2 separate regions of the Mus musculus genome follow, and region 2 is linked to region 1. The links are chromatin loops, found by intact Hi-C in ENCODE. Cell type or tissue: heart. All regions are shown on one strand.

Evidence for each region. A loop is a pair of places that touch in the nucleus more often than their neighbours do. Peaks named below come from ENCODE experiments on the same cell type or tissue, not always from the same donor. Only the 100,000 strongest peaks of a DNase experiment are listed, where the experiment ranks them.
Region 2: a loop joins it to region 1, with 4 times the contacts of the local background. A loop is called at or near these places in 24 of 42 quality-filtered maps.

The regions. Positions count from the first base shown.
Region 1 is chr16:50,428,893-50,436,892 of GRCm38, reverse strand. It overlaps Bbx (bobby sox HMG box containing), which reads left to right and starts at 4,504. Exons shown (of 17, transcript NM_027444.3): 1 at 4,504-4,651; 2 at 7,912-7,983. In heart, CTCF peaks have their summits at 4,748 and 6,741; DNase peaks (open chromatin) are centred at 4,442, 5,252, 6,732, 6,972 and 2 weaker places; H3K4me3 peaks cover 4,253 bases; H3K27ac peaks cover 3,780 bases.
Region 2 is chr16:50,733,651-50,741,650 of GRCm38, reverse strand. No RefSeq gene overlaps it. Among named protein-coding and RNA genes, the nearest start is that of Dubr, 4.9 kb to the right of the region's middle. In heart, no CTCF peak of the experiment used is centred here; DNase peaks (open chromatin) are centred at 3,980 and 4,720; H3K4me3 peaks cover 1,778 bases; H3K27ac peaks cover 1,708 bases.

The DNA of each region.
Region 1 (8,000 bases):
AATTATATTATATAAGTAGGCTACTAAATAGAAAGAAATAATAACATAAAACAATGATGTGGGAACATACTATCTTGCTATTTGTCTTATATATCTTATATGAATTTTAGTGAGTATGCCAGGTTATCTAAAATGGAAAATACTTTAGACAAGTAAACAATATGAAAATATAACTTCTGGTGACTATAATGTCAGTTCTGCTTATGATTTATATGTGTCTCTATCTTCTTTGTCACCTCCTTTTTTTTTTTTTCTGGATACTAAGCATTTTGATTTTTTATTTGATTTTATCTTCTAGCACGGGTGGCCTTTCTGAGTTCTTTTTCTTGTCTTGTTTCCCTGTACTTTAGATATTTGCTTTCACCTACATTTCTGGCACTGAGCTAGCTACCATTCTAGCTACTGCTGGAGAGCAAGATGTAAGGGAAAGGCCATCATTTTGCTCAAGGTCTCTGCCACTGGTTAAACACTCCCTTCAGTACATCAATATACAATCCTAAGAGAAATATCTGGATGCCTTTTAAGAGGGATACTGATAGAACCCCACAGAGGATCACAGGAGATTAGGGATTCCCAAGTGCTTGACTGAGCGATGCCCTAAGAGAGCAGGCTGTGTAGTTTTTCTTCTTACCGTGTATTTTGCTGGTTTTCTTTAGCGCTGTGAATGTCTGCACGGCTCCCAGGATAAGATCTTTAATTCTTTGTCCCTTTACATTGGCTTGAAGGGAAGTGGTATGATCTCCATGCCCTTACGCATACCTTCCACTTACATACGTAGGTGTATTATACAGAACAGACGTGAATCTCAGAGAGGTCAAGTACGTGCCATAAATTGATGTCTAAGGCGCTGTAACTTTCTCAAGTTGGTTTGTATCAAAAAGCATGATCAATAAACTTGCTTTTTTAGGCGCCATTATGTCCAACTGATTGCTTTATTCTGGGCTGAGGCTGATATCTTTTTTTCATTTTATTTATTTATTTTTATTATTATTATTTTTGGGACCAGGTCTCACTATGTAAATTAGGCTACCCTTAAACTTCTCCACTTTTGCTAGGATACAGACACACACTATCATGCCTAGTCGCTGCTGTGTCTTGAGATGCTGGAATCCTTTGAGAATGGTATAAAAGGCAATCACAAACAATGGGTACATAAGCTGCAACAAGATCTCTAAACTCCGTTGGTATGATAGTTAAGCTTTACAGAACTGGGCCACGCATCTGCCATTGACTTGTATGTGAAAAAGATAAATAAAAATAACACTGATTGACTGTTTAATTATTATATATATATATTTCCCCTTGTTTAAAAAAATGGGGATAATAAGAGCAATTAAAATTATATATATATCATATATGACACATTTAAATTTTAATTACACTTATTATTCCCATTTTATAGACAAGGAAAGTAATTTCTAGGGTGATTAAGTATTTTTTCTAAGGCTGCTGAGAGGTAACATCAGGATTTGAATTAGGATTGTAAAAGGAAACAAAATAGAAAAAATTACTTATGTATTTAGATAACTGACACACATCTATATACTCACATCTGCACATACTTAAAATGAACTTTCTAGAGGGACTGGCACAGAGAACCTATTCAACAAATGTCACGAAGAAGAATATTGAATAGACCTATAGAACAAAATGATGCTCATACAAATGAAACATTAATGCACAATTTATTTATTTGTTTGTTTATTTATTTATTTTTCAGGACAGGCTTTCTCTTCATAGGCCAGGCTGGCCATGAACTCACAGAGATCCACCTGCCTCTGCCTTCCAAGTACAGGGAGTAAAGGCGTGCAAGTATAATTATTGCTGTTCTACAGGCTGTGAGTTCCCAACGATTTTCCGTTAAGAAATGACTTGTAAGAGACTTCAGTCCATGCTCCATGCTCCCTGTGCTCTCACGTCCCAGTCAGGCCAGTCAGCTCCTCTCACTGTCAGAGACCGCTAAATTAGAACGCAAAAGCCTGGAGGGTACGAATAGACGCCCATATCCACGTGGACTATGGAATAAATTAACATTCAAATTTTACTTTTTATTCAGCGCATGACTTCATTTTTTATGACCATGTGCTTTATAAATTATAAATAATTTATTTATACTGGTATATTTTAATGTACAGATAAATATACAAATGTTAACGTAGTCTACACGTAGGCTCTTACTGACAGTGCTGTGTAATGTGTGTTGGGTACTGTAACTTTATATGATTCATTTATGTTAAATGTATTCAACAAAAACGTAATCATAAAAATAAAGTATGTCTTCCTGGAAGTTGGAAGTTGGAAGTAAAAGTGAGGAGTGGGCTAGCCTTCCCTAAATTTTATTTTATATAGTATGCTAAAAGTAAGTCGTAACGCTTCACCCAGCAATTAAATATATCAACTTTTGCTGATTTTTAACTCTTCAAAAAGAAGCACCTCAAAACCCTCCAGAAATGTTTCCTCTGTCTGCCTTGTGTCTGTGAAAGTTGTCATTTCAAAAACAGGGCCTTCCAGCTGCTCAAAACCTAGGAAATGTCCGGGGCTTCATTTTCTCACCACTGACATCTGTGCCTACCTGGTTTGTCCCTGCCTCCTTTCTCATATAGCAAGACAGAGATAGGAGTTAGCGCAGACTTCAGACCAGTGTACTGTGGATAAGGAATACTTGTTTCTTTCTGTCAGTTGCATGCAGAGGGATATGATAGGACTTTCAGTATTATCACTTGGAATACCCGTGGTTTAGAGGATTTTTTTCTTTAAAATTTATTTTCTTTTAAAAATAAACAGAATACCACACCTCTAAACAGTACTTCACTTTCTAAACTTCATAAACTTCTTTTTCTTTAGGTTTCTTTTTCTACTCTTATGCAAGCACACATGTTCACTTAATTTATTTATGACTATGAAAAAAATATCTTAGGAACGAATCAAGGAAATAAAACAGCTGGGACAGATGTGGTGGTGCACACCTTTAATTCCAGCACTCAGGAAATAGAGGCAGTGGGGTCTCTGTGAGTTTAAAGACAGCCTGATATATCTAGTGATTTCCAGGCTAGGCAAGGCCACTCAGTCAAACCTTGCCTCAAAAAACAAAAACAAAACCACCCCCCCCCCCAAACAAACAAACACACAAACAAAAAGTCCAAAACCCAAAACCAGAACAGAAAGGTTTTCTTACTCGGTTTACTTTTAAAATTTAGGCTATCAGTTAGACTATAAAAATCATACTATTTAATCTTCAAAACTGTTTGTATTTAAGATTCTTGAAAATTTTGGATCCTGGTCAGAAGGAACTCCAGGAAAACATCTGGGACCTAGAATAGTCCCAGTGAGTTGTAGATGCTGAATAACCATTTAATGAAGGCAATCTTGGGAAAGCTTATTTTAATCTTTAAATAAAAACTAAAATCAACTCTAAGAATGAAGGAGACTAAAAGAACTCATATGCTCAAAAGATTGCTCAACTAGTTAAAAACTTGTGTGTGCATTTTATTCTGTTTTAATTCCTAGGTTCGGTTCTTTCTAAGTATCCCTTTGACTTGTTTATATCAAACTGTTAACAAGATCTGCCAAAGATACAGCATAGTAAAAATATCATTAAAACTAGATCTCGCTTTCATTGTCTCTAGAAATCACCCACCATAGAGTAGTCATATACAGCGGGAAATACATAAAACAAAGGATGTGTGTGCGTGTGCGTGTGCGCGCGCGCGCGCGCGCGTGTGTGTGTGTGTGTGTGTGTATTATAAATCTTGGCTATATTGAACCAAGAGGTCTATTTCTAAGGCAGACTGTCGATTGTCATTTTCCCACAAGGTGTGTAATTTCAGCACACCTTGTGTACCCATACAGGTGATTGCCCTCTGACTTTCAAGTGCACATTCGGCTACTTTAGCATAAGGTTTATCTTTGTTTCTGCCTGTTGTATTGATTTTTTTTCTTACTTTCTGAATTTGCTTGCTAACGAGGCAGTCACAATCTCAAAGCATTCTAGTCTTGATAAACTTATCTCGCACTATTTTGGCCTATGTGATGGCTAACCCATTGACAAAAGAAATCTAAGCTGATAAAAGCCTTTCTCGGCCACTTGTTAGCAGGCCGGGCTGTAAAATCATAACACAATGCTCGCCTCTTTCATGGGGCACCACAAGGCAGCGATCAAACCCATCCCTCCTCACTTCCATATCCAGTGGAGTTGTAGTTTATTACCATAACCCTCCCAAGTCAAAAGGACACCAGTTTCAAGCCTGGCAACTTGGTATAGAGAGGGCTTCCTTCCTGACCCCTACTCTGCTGGGCCTCACTACCTGTCTTCGCCCACTGTCTACAGGTCCCGAACATTAGAAAATAGAAAATGTGATGATCTTTGTGTGTCTCTGTGAAATGTGTGTATGTGTGCGTGTGTTTGGGTGTAACGCGCCTCCTGTTTGGCTGCGCCGCCCGTCCGTCACGGCGCGGGCCAATGGCAGGCTGCCTTATATAAAATGAGTGTTTTCAGTCTCTCCGGGTTGCATGTACTGTATGTGGAGCAGTGTACAGTGGAGCGGAGGCAGCGCGGCTCCGCAAGCTCCTCTCCACTTTCCCATAGAGAGCCCCTGACTGGCCGCTGAGGGCGAGCCACACACACGCCCTCGCGCCGCGGCGAGCCCGCGAGGTAGGCGCCCGCCATCCGCAGCCTTCGCAGGCGCTCTCCCGCACTTTCTGTTTTCCTACTCACTTGCGAGCCGCCGGGGCTGCAGCCCGAGGACTCCGCGGCAGGAGCGGCGGCAGCGGCGGCGGCAGCCGGTAGGGTGGACTTGAGGAAGGCGAGGGGAACCCGCGCGTCCGGAGCCCGAGCCGCCACCGGCCGGCGCCTCGCGGGCCACTTTCCCCTCAGCCAAAACTTTGGGTGGCGAGAGGTCGGGCCGAGGGTCGCGGCGGCCGCGCCGGCGGGCCCGGGCCGGGGGGCGCGCGGCGCTGCCCGGCGAGCGCGAGCTGGGGGCCGGGCTGGGGAGGAGTAGGCCAGCCGGTGCCAGGCTGCGTTTGCAGGCAGCACCTCTCGGCGCCCGGGCAGCGCCGCCCGAGGGGGCACGGAGCCGGGGCGCGGGGTTGAGCCGCCCGAGGAAAACAACAACGGAGCGGTCCCCTCACGCCGGCGGGCGGCTCGTGGCCGCCCCGGGAGCCCCAAACTTCAAGGAGGCGAAAGTACGTGGAGGAGCCCCGGGCAGGGCTCGGCTGCCGGGGGAGGTGGGGCCTGAGGAGCCCGGGGCAGGGGTGGAAGGTACGGGAAGGCTGCCCTCGGTGGGTCGGGGCTACATTTGGTGTGTGTGCGACGGTGACCGGGACCGGCAGCCCGGTTGCTCGTTCATCTGCAGAGTTAGGATTTGGGTGTTCCGGCCCCGAGATCGGTGTCCCCCTCACCCCCCACCCCCAGCCAAATGCGCGGCGAGTGGAGAAAGTGCTGTTCCAGTGCCAGAGTAGCCTGGAGGAAGAACAGGGGAGAGGGGAAGAAGGCGAAGAAGGCGAGAGAGGGAGAGGAGGGGAGGGGAGGGAAAGGGGAGAGGGAGGGGAAGAGAGAGAGAGAGAGAGAGAGAGAGAGAGAGAGAGAGAGAGAGAGAGAGAGAGAGAGAGAGAGAGAAACGGGAGGGAAGAGAGGAGGGGGGAGAGGACGAGGGAGGCTGTGTCAGGATTTTGCTTGAATGTGGGATTATGTTGTGTCAATAAGTTTAAGGTGGAGAGAGCGAGGCTGGGGGTGGTGGCGGTGGAGGGGAGGAGGAAGGCCTTGGCTGGTTAAAGACTCATTCTGAAGGTAAGTTATGGCATTGCACGGTCGCGATGACAGAAAACTTGCAGATCCTTTATCCGGGGATGGGGTCGATGCCTCTAGAAAGAGCTCCCCAACCCTCGGAAGCCACGCTCGTGTTACACTGTTATTTTCTGCGATCCGGGTCGCTAGTAAATTACAGAAATCAGACTGGAGGCTTCTTTCCCTCCTCCACCTCGAATCGCTCGCTCACCCTCAGAAATGTATTATTATTATTATTATTTTAAAATTTATTTTGGGGAGATCGCATGAAACTTAACGTAACTGAGACCGAACCGGATTCTTGTAATTTACAAGGACCCCGAATCCAGGAATCTGGAACACGTTTATGTGTGAAATACCCGCGATCATTTCTGCTAAATGAGGAAGGTAAAACGAAACGATGCAAAAAGCTAAGACACAACATGTACGACAGAGGAGGGGGGGGGGAGAGGGAGAGACACAGAGACAAGCTATTTTTTGCTTTCCTTTCTACAGAAAGGAAAATAAAGCGTGCATTCCCCTTCCTTCCCAGTGTGTAGGGTCTAGTCAATATTTTAACTGTCTGAGGACAAATTAGCCCAGGTGGATCTTGTTGAAAAGTTTCTCGAGGTGGGGTGGAGGTGGGGGGGGGAGGTAGCTGGAGGGGGAGGTGGGTGGAGGTGGTGGGGGATGGGGACCGAGCTAGCTCTGCCTCGGCTAATGGTCATTGGCCTGGGGCTTTGAAACCATTGCCTGTCCTGCTAATGACACGTCCAGTTCTCGTCTACCGGCCGTGGACGCCGGGCTGCTGTTCCTGGGGCTGGCTGGCGGGGACTGGGGTACTTTCCCTGCACGAGGAGGGGCGCTCTCGGCCATCCCTTGGGGCTGCCCACTCGCGGCGTGGGTTCCCCACGCGCGTCCTCTCCCCTGCGCGCCGCCGCCACCTCTGCTCGCGCGACTTTTGTAGCCAGTCTACGGCCAGGGGGCGCGGGGGTCCCCGCAGCGGACATCTCCGGGCGGCCACCCGGCACCCGGCCCCACGCGCGCCACGCCGCGCGGTCCAAGGCTGGAATGGCAGCGCGGGGCCGGGCGGCGGCGGTGCCTCCCTGGGGGGCGGCAGAGGCAGCGGCGGCGGGATCTTCGCCGGGGCCCGCGGGAGGAGGAGGAGGAGGAGGAACGGGAGGAGGAGGAACGGGAGAAGGAGGAGGGGAAGGAGGAGGAAGAGGAGGCGAAGGAGGCGTTTTTTCCCCCCAGACCGCCGCCAGTTCGAGCGGGCACGGGCACAGGGACACCCCACTCGTTGCTCCTACGTTCTGGAAAGGTGTTTAGAAGACTTTTACGCCCGGAGTGTAGGGTTTGCACTTCATTTTTTTCCTTCCCCCTCTTCCCCAAAGCAAGATGGACTCTATTGCCTTTCTCTTTCTCCCTCTACCTCTGCCTCTGTCTTGTCAGCCTTAAAGATCGACATTTTGTACTAAGATGCAAAGTTGATGGTGACCAGCAACAAAGCCTGGGTGGGCTCCCGGGATCCCTCCCTCTCTCCTTCTCCCTCGGCGTTTCCTAGCCTCCCCCACCCCGACCTCGCCGACCTGGTGGCCTGAGCTTGCTGTCGTGGGCTGTGGAGAATTTGTTTCCCCAGGTCGACTCCGATCTCCGTCTCAGAATTGTGACCCAGCCAGGCTGTTGGGAGCTGGCTGTGGCCGCCCAGGTCTGCAGCGCTGAGGGCTGCGATACCTGGACCCGCTGCTACGGTTGCTCCTCCAGGCTGCCTGGCTCTTGGGCAGAGGGAGGCACGGAGTGCCTATCGATCTTTACCGATTTGGTTACCGGTGTATTTGCCCAGGGGGTGGTGATCACTTGTGCAAGTTGATGAATGATCGTGGTGTGGGCTTTGCTGTTCAGAACAGATCAACTTTCTGCTTTGTACAGACAGAGTAGGAAGCAAGGTTCTGGGCAGACCCAGGAATGCCAGCTGGGCTGCCCCCACCCCCTTTGAATAATCAAAGATGCTTTCCCTTACTGCCCTTGCTGCTCTTTCGTGGAGGAGGGTGGAGACAGGCAAGGGGTTGGTATGGAGCTGTGCCCTTCCCTCATTGAACTCTTGGAAAGCCTTCCCATTCTGATGATGTGCTTTTATTTGCTACCTATAGGTCACTATCGTCTGACAAAGGCTTTGCTGCAGTTCATCTTCCTTCCTGTGTGCCTCCCATTTACCTTCCAGGGTAAGTATGCACACTCC
Region 2 (8,000 bases), 300 kb before region 1:
GCACTGGAGGAATTGAGAGTTCTACATTTTTTTCCTAGGGCAAGTGAGAAGATTGGCTTCCAGGCAGCTAAGATAAGGGTCTCAAGGCCCATGCCCACAATGACACACTTCCTCCAACAAGGCCACATCTATTCCAACGAGAACATATCTCCTAGTAGTGCCACTCCCTGAGCCAAGCATATTCAAACTACCACAGCTGTATATGCCGCAGTTACGTGTAAAATATGAAGCAGCCATTTGCATATGCATTAGTAATCCTTATTCAAGACAAGAGTGAGTTGTTGTGCTTATAACCTTGCAAAAGTGTTTACCGGATGCTGACTATACCAGGTACGCCTAGCAGACACTTAAACCATTTAACAAGGTGGGTGCTAACACCACATGAATGAAGCCTGCTGTGGCCTTCTTGGTGTTTGAGCATCTCTCAAAGCCCCTTATGCAAAGGCTTGGTTCTCATGGTGTGATACTTGGAGAGGCTATATAAAGGCTATATAAGATGTGGGACTTATGTCCTTAAGTTATGCTTGGGCATGCTCTGGAAAGGGCTTGTGGGATGTTGTAAGATCTTAGGTTCTCTCTCTTTCTCTCTCTCTCTCTCTCTCTCTCTCTCTCTCTCTCTCTCTCTCTCTCTCTCTCTCCTATCTTCCCTCCTTCTCTCCATCTCTCTTCTTCCATCCAGTTGAAGATGCGAGGGCTCCTGCCATCAGTAGTTGCTCACAGAGGCCGAAACAATGGAGTCACTTGAGCTTGTACTTTCAACCTCTCCAACTGTGAGTTTAATAAATGTTTTTTAGTGGGATACGTTGGATTTGCTGTAGAGATGCAAAGACTCACCCAGATTCAGGGCCACTGCTAGCCACGCAGGCCCTTTGTCCAGATCATAAAGCAAGGAACATCTCCCTCAAGACATTCCACTTCCATCAGCCATAAAAATACACAAACACATTTTATCAAAGCAAGTGATGGTTTGTATATGCTTGCCCTAGAGAGTGACACTATTAGGAGGTGTGGCCTTGTTGGAGTGGGTGTGTCACTGTGGGCGTGGGCTTTAATACCCTATTCCTAGCTGCCTGGAAGCTAGTTTTCTCTTAAAGGCCTGCTGATGAAGATGTAGACCTCTCAGTTCCTCCTCCACCATGCATGCCTGGATGCTGCCATGCTCCTGCCTTGATGATACTGAACTGAATCTCTGAACCTGTCATCCAGCCCCAATTAGATGTTGTCTTTATAGGAGTTGCCTTGGTCATGGTGTCTGTTCACAGTAGTAAAACCCTAACTAAGACAGCAAGTAAATTAAATTCACTATCCATGAAGTTATCTGAGTAAATAAATAAATTTATGATGCCTAAGATATTTAGACACTTTATTTGTGCTTCTCTTTGCAATGCTCAACCTACCTTACTGTGTGATATATATACAATCTGTATTTGCTTTTAGCTGAAAGGAGAATGGTCAGGAATTCTCATGAACTGGAGAACCTTCTGACTACAAAAGGTGCTGTGTGATGTGAACACTGGTTTACCCTTAAACCATGCATAAAGTACAGTTATGTGGACAAAATCCTGGTGAAGTTAGAGTGATTGACGAGTGTTTCAAGGCTGTGAAGAACTTCACAGAGGGCCCATCCTCAGCTGCCCGTGGCTTCGTTCTTTTACCAGGTGACCTGAAAGACAACCTTAAGATTAGTATAAAATATGTTTTCTCAAAATTATCCACCACTCGTTGGAGTCTGGGTATGTAACTATCACCAAAGAAATAACTGGAATCACATCGCATTCTTGCATGAAGCTGCTTGGATCAGCATTCAGTCAAATTTTGGAAGAAACATCCTACAAAACAATAGGGGGACATTTCTATTTTCCATTCTGTTTATTTGTTTGTTTTTATTGCAGTGCTGGGGATAAAACCCAAGGCCTTGTGTACATAGGGCACAGTGTCAATCATTGAGCTACCTCCCAGATCAATGGAAGTTTTTAAATATGTTCAAGAATTTCATAAATGTATATAACATGACTTGACCGTATCCATATCTTATGACTCAGTCCCTGCTCCCCCTAGACTCCTCCACACCAAACACCCTCCCCACTTCACGTCTTCTTGGTTTGGTTTTTTTTTTTTTAATAAACTATTGAGTCAAAAGGGATAATCATACCTTCAAACATAGGGAACTGACGAACAGTCCCACCCTGAAGGCGGCTCTTCCCTTCCCCAAGCTGCTATCAACTGCCAATAGCCCCTCAGCCAGAGGAGAAATCAGAATGTTTTTAGTTTTGAGAGAGCCTTCCATGTAGCCCCAGCTGCCATGCATATCACTATACAGACTACATAAGTAATTTTTTTTTATTTTTTATGTCTATGTGCATTGGTGTCTGGTCTGCAGGCATGTCTGTGTGAGGGAGTCAGATTCCACTGGAACATAAGTTACAGTTTCGAGCTGTCGAGTGGGAACTGGGAATTGAACACAGATCCTCTCGAAGAGCAGCCAGCGATCTTAACCACTGGGCCATCTCTCCAGCCCATGCTGTTTCTTGCTTTTAGGAGAAGAGTTGCTTTGTCACAAGAGGGGACAGGCTAATGTGCAATATGTCCCTAACAGGCAAAGAGCATCTTTCTGTCCTTGGGAGGAGCAGAGCCTGTGAGTGTGAGGCTCTGCTCACCCACTCCTGCCCCTTGTACCTCTTGTAGCAGGCTGCTGAGGACACAGACAAGCAAACCCGGACTGTAACTCACCTTCATTCCAGTCGGCAGCATTAATGTCAAGAGAAAATTGAGCAATAGAAACCCAGGCAAAGTACGAAAGGCCCAATCACAGAGACCTGATCTGTTCTGCAAGTGAGATTTCCTGGAACTTGAGCAAATGCAACTCACAGTCGTACGCGTGAGCTTTAAAGTTAGCTTTGAACCTAATCCAGTGGTCATAAGGACTCACAGTAAATATGAAATAGACGTGACATGATTAACAGATGACCCTTCCAGTTACAAATGAGCTCTGGGTGATAAGCACACCTCTGCATCAATTATAAAAATCAGTCTCTCGGATACAAATTACTTTTAAACACCTAGAACCCTGGAACAAATTGAATTGAGAGGGGATGCTATTTAAAAGTAAGCATCATAAAGATGATTTTGAAAATATTTTCTGGAGCAGGAGACATGGTTCAGTGGTTAAGACTGCCTATTGCTCTTGCAGAGACCCGGGTTCAATTTGCAATACCTACACAGAGATTCACAACTATCCAGTCAGACCCTGCTCTTCATGAGCTTCTGTATGTATATGGTGCACATAAACACATTGAAGCATATGTGCACATAATTAAATGATATTTGACATGTATGGGCACTGTGCATGCATACCTATGCATGGATGTTATTCAATGACAGAGTTCCAGCATCGTCAGCATGTGAGTCCCTGAACCTCAGAAGGAAAAAAAAATATAAAACTTTAACTGGAGTACATCCTGTAGGGTGCTTAGAGAGAAGATTTGTGGCTCACCAACTTATAGAAATTTATGGACCATTGAATGCTTACAGTTTTTCTTTTTCCTTTTTTTAAAAAAAGATATACAATTTACATATGCAATTTACAAATTAAGTAAGACAGTTAATTGGTAACAACTTGGGTTATAAACAGCCCCCAAAGACAGAAGAGAGTGCCAGAAAACTGTGAACTTAGCACAGTAAAACAATGGTAAACTGGTATTTATTCAAGAATCCTAAGTGTAAGCTCTCTTTTGAACATGGGCTTCACTGTCATCAGGCCTGTGGAAAGGAGTCAAACTTGTAATTTCCCACACCGAGCCTTCCTCAGGTACCCTACACTGATGTAATAAGGATGTGAATAGGCAGAAGGCGGAAGAATTGGCTCTAACCATGTGACTCACAGAGAAAGACAGTGAGCTGGCTCAAATGCTGAGTAAGGCTCTAGCATCCGCAGAGCCTCAGGCCACTTGGCGGATCCTGGTACCTGCTGCTTCAGCCTACTGGGTGCTGGTTTGCAGGAACCCACACAAGTCAGGGCGTGGAAGCCTGGAACTGATAACACCCAACACCTAAGCTCGCTCAGGTCCTCGCAGTTGCTCCTGGCTGACATCCAAGAAAGAGACCCTGACCTGTTTGGATGTCTAAGAACCACTCAGGAAATGAGATCCATGGGTTGTGTGCCGGGGACCTGCCGTAGAGGCCCCAATCCAAATCCTAATCGCTTTGAGAAACATCTGTAACCAAATCCAGCAGCAAAACCGAACCTCACAAAGGACCCACCCAGGTTCCTCCATGAAGTGTGCTTCTGCTCGAGCACCTAGGGGAAGGCGACAGGGTTTTATGGGACTGACTGCCTTGACCTTGCTGCGTGGACATCGCCGTCGCCTACTCCTTTTGTACTTCTATTGCCTCCGCCTTAGTTTTTAATCTCCTGGTTGTTTTTACGTTACCTTACTGACCTTGTGTTTTGCTTCCCTCACAAACTTGAAAGGGGAACTGAACTCATAAGAAAAACGAAACAAAACCCAAAACGAAAAGCGCCCCCAAACAAGACAGAAACTCTAATCGTTTCTTTTATTCGGAGTCTCTGAACCGGTCTGTTCAAATCTTCATTAACTTTTCTGAGAGCGAGCAGGAAACACGCAGTGTTTCCTTACTGGAGAAGGTTTCGTGGCTGGAGTCAATGCTGCCGCATGACCAGCAGGGGGCAGTAGCACACTAAGAATGCAGGAACCGTCCCAGGCTGTGCGGAACACTGTTGAAGGGTTTGCGCTGGTCTGTGTAAGAGCGATGAGCTCAGCTCCGATGAAGTCTTTTGTTTTGTGTCCTATTTTACAATGCACGGTTCAGTTTTCCATATGAATTGTGACTTAGGCAGACTTCACTGTGACAGCTGGGCTCAAGAAAATGAGACGTAAAGAGGAAAATGGAAAAGGGAAAGAGGAAGTTCAAGTGTTTCAAATAAACTACGTAGAGAAGGCAGAAGTAATTCCCCCGTAGAGATACAAAGTTTGTCCCTTCGCTGTTACCATCCTTAATTCTGCCCTTCCGTTTACAAATTAAACTCATCCTTGCTTTCTCTCTTTTCCTGCTACTTTCTTTGCCATACAGTTTTCTGTTTTGTTTGTTAAGGATTTGTGCTTTTAAAAGATAAAGCTAGTTTAAACCAAATGGCTTCAAAAGATCCTATCATTTCTGAATACAGAGAGTGGATGTTTTTGTGCCTTTTGAATACTCGTTAGTCATTAATGTGTATGTTGCAACAACAAAAATGTCCCCTGTAGCCGTAAAGCTTTGGATAAACAGCCCAAAGCTATCGCTGAGATCTTTATCTGAGGACCTGGAGGTAGAATACGAAGTTCACATTGAAACATCAGAGACCTGAAGATCATTATAGTCAAGGATCATTGGGGTTTGGAAGGGTAAAAGGTGATCAGGCATCCAAGCATGGGGATTCTGCTGCTGCCGGGCCTCAGCCCACGCTGTTCCAGGAACATTCTTGCCTCATTTATCCAAAACACTCGTTCCTTCACCAATCTGAAGTGTTTGTGCAAAAATCACATTCTGGGTGGCTTTTCCCAACCACTTCTGTAAAGGGATGGTCAACTCTCTCCGTAGTCTTTCTTATATGAATCTTGGTCCACTTTTCTCAACAATAATGGCTATTAAATGTCACATTAAACATTTAACATTAGACATTTAAATATTATAAATTAGACAACTGGGACAGAATCCATCAGTCAACTAATGTCTTCACTCTCTATAAAAGGGGAAAACTAGGGTTGATCCCAATAAAACCACCACCCTGCCACACATAAATAAAACCACCACCCTGCCACACCCAAAGACAACAACAAAAGTAAAAGTAAGTCAGGAATGATGAGAATTTCAGGAAAAAAAAAAAAAAAAAAGATGGATGACAGACAAAAAATAGCAAGAAAATGCTTATAAAAAAGAACAGAAATTTTCTTAAATAAAAAAAGAGAAACTTAGACCCCAAACCATCTAAATAAAGCACATCTTAAGAATTTTTCCATATGTTGTGTTTTGTGGTTAAAAGAAAGTTATGAAAAAGTATATAGCCCATAATCATAAAGAAAGAATTACAATTAATTTAGAGAAAAATTGAAATACATAAATAATAATAGTGTATAACACAATCTCTTAAACCAGCTGCAATTTAACAAAATTATTTATTAAAATTGCCTAGAATTTACATTCAGAGGCAAAAATAGGCATACCTTGATAAAGTACATGAAGAAACATAACATGAACAATATTTTTTAATTAATTATATTATAAAACCAGAAACCACAGCCATCAAAACGTAACTTAAAAAATCCTCTGACCTTGAAAATTTTATCTATTAAATCTCAATATCAATCTCAGTTGATTCTGAGAATTTCTAGAAAAAAAACCCCACAACAATAATCTTTAAGATCAGCTGAAGAATGTTCAGAATAAAAATGAGAGATCATCAATACAAACTAGGAACTGAAATAAATGCGTTTCAGTGGGAGAGGATATACCTGCAGTGACCTGAGGTGCCAGGGTACATTGATAAGAAAGGGAGACTCCCCCGCCCCACCCCACCCCCGCTCAGAGGGAAAGGTGAATGGGGAGGGGAGGGGTCATAAGAGAGGGGACTGGGAAGAGGGGTGATTGCAATCAGATGCAAAGTGAATAAATAAATGGTAAAAGAAATAAATAGCCAGGCATAGTGGCGCACACCTTTAATCCCAGCACTTGGGAGGCAGAGGCAGGCATATTTCTGAGTTCAAAGCCAGCCTGGTCTACAAAGTGAGTTCCAGACATCCAGGACTATACAGAGAAACCCTGTCTCAAAAAACAAAAAGCAAACAAACAAACAAAAAAAACAATAAATAAATAAGTTAATTATCCCACTCAAAAATATATTTAAAAACAATAGTTTTTTTCCCGCAGATTTATTTAATTTTATTTTTGACTAAGCAACATGAAACAAATCCTAATAGATTAACCACATTTGGCATTTTACTAGGGAAAGGCAAACCATCATACAATGCAGGATTCATCCTTTTCAGCCTGAAAGAGAGGAGGTGAGATAAAATATTGGGTAAGCAAATATACTATCATCTTTCACGTAGAAGATTACTGTTACCACAAATTGGCTTTTATTTTTCTCTCTTTAAAAAAATTACATATTTTCTAAATATTTTGTGGAAGAGTCAGAAGCCATGCCAAGCCAATGAGCATCCTGAAGCTCACAGGCTGCAGTCAGCTGGCTGCCTCAGAAGCTGTAAGGGCTCCCTGGGCAACGGTTGGTTTTCAGTCTGGAACAACACAGTGGGAACCACCCCGGAATAAGCCTGGGAGCTGACACGGGAGCTGATATCACCTCAGGAAGGAAGGACGCTCGCATGGAGACCCTTGGAGCTCTGTCAGGTAAGAAGAGCCAAGCAAGGGCAGTCTGAGCTTTAGTGGATAACGGCTACAATGACATAAAAGCAAGATGTTCTCCGATGACAAGCTCCTGAATCAGCAACAAATTAAACCTAACAGCAAGATATAAAATTACATACAGAAATTATGGTCGTCGTTTGGGGCAACAAGCACTCATGAGGAAGAAGAGATAGGATGAGGCTCTTTTACAGTGCAGATGCAAAAGGGACTACGCTATAAGCAAGACATGTAAGCATCCTATATGGAAAACACTAGAAAGTCTTGTTGAATGTCACAGAACTGGATTTTCAATAAAAGGAAAGATAAATTCCGTTCTCCAATGGGAAAGCACATCAAATTATTCTCCGTTTCTCCAAAAGTATTTTAATGAAGCTATATTCTATTGTTTATATGGGAAAAAATAATGTAAAAGCAAGCCGCAATGAGGCAGGCCTAAGCCCTTTCAGACATTGCAATACGCTGCACAGACTACAATTAAAAAGGATAAATTTCGAATATGACAATATCTAATCAATGTGGAAAAGAAAAATTATATAGATCAGGACTCATGTACAGTGTAGAAATTGACATAGGTGGTA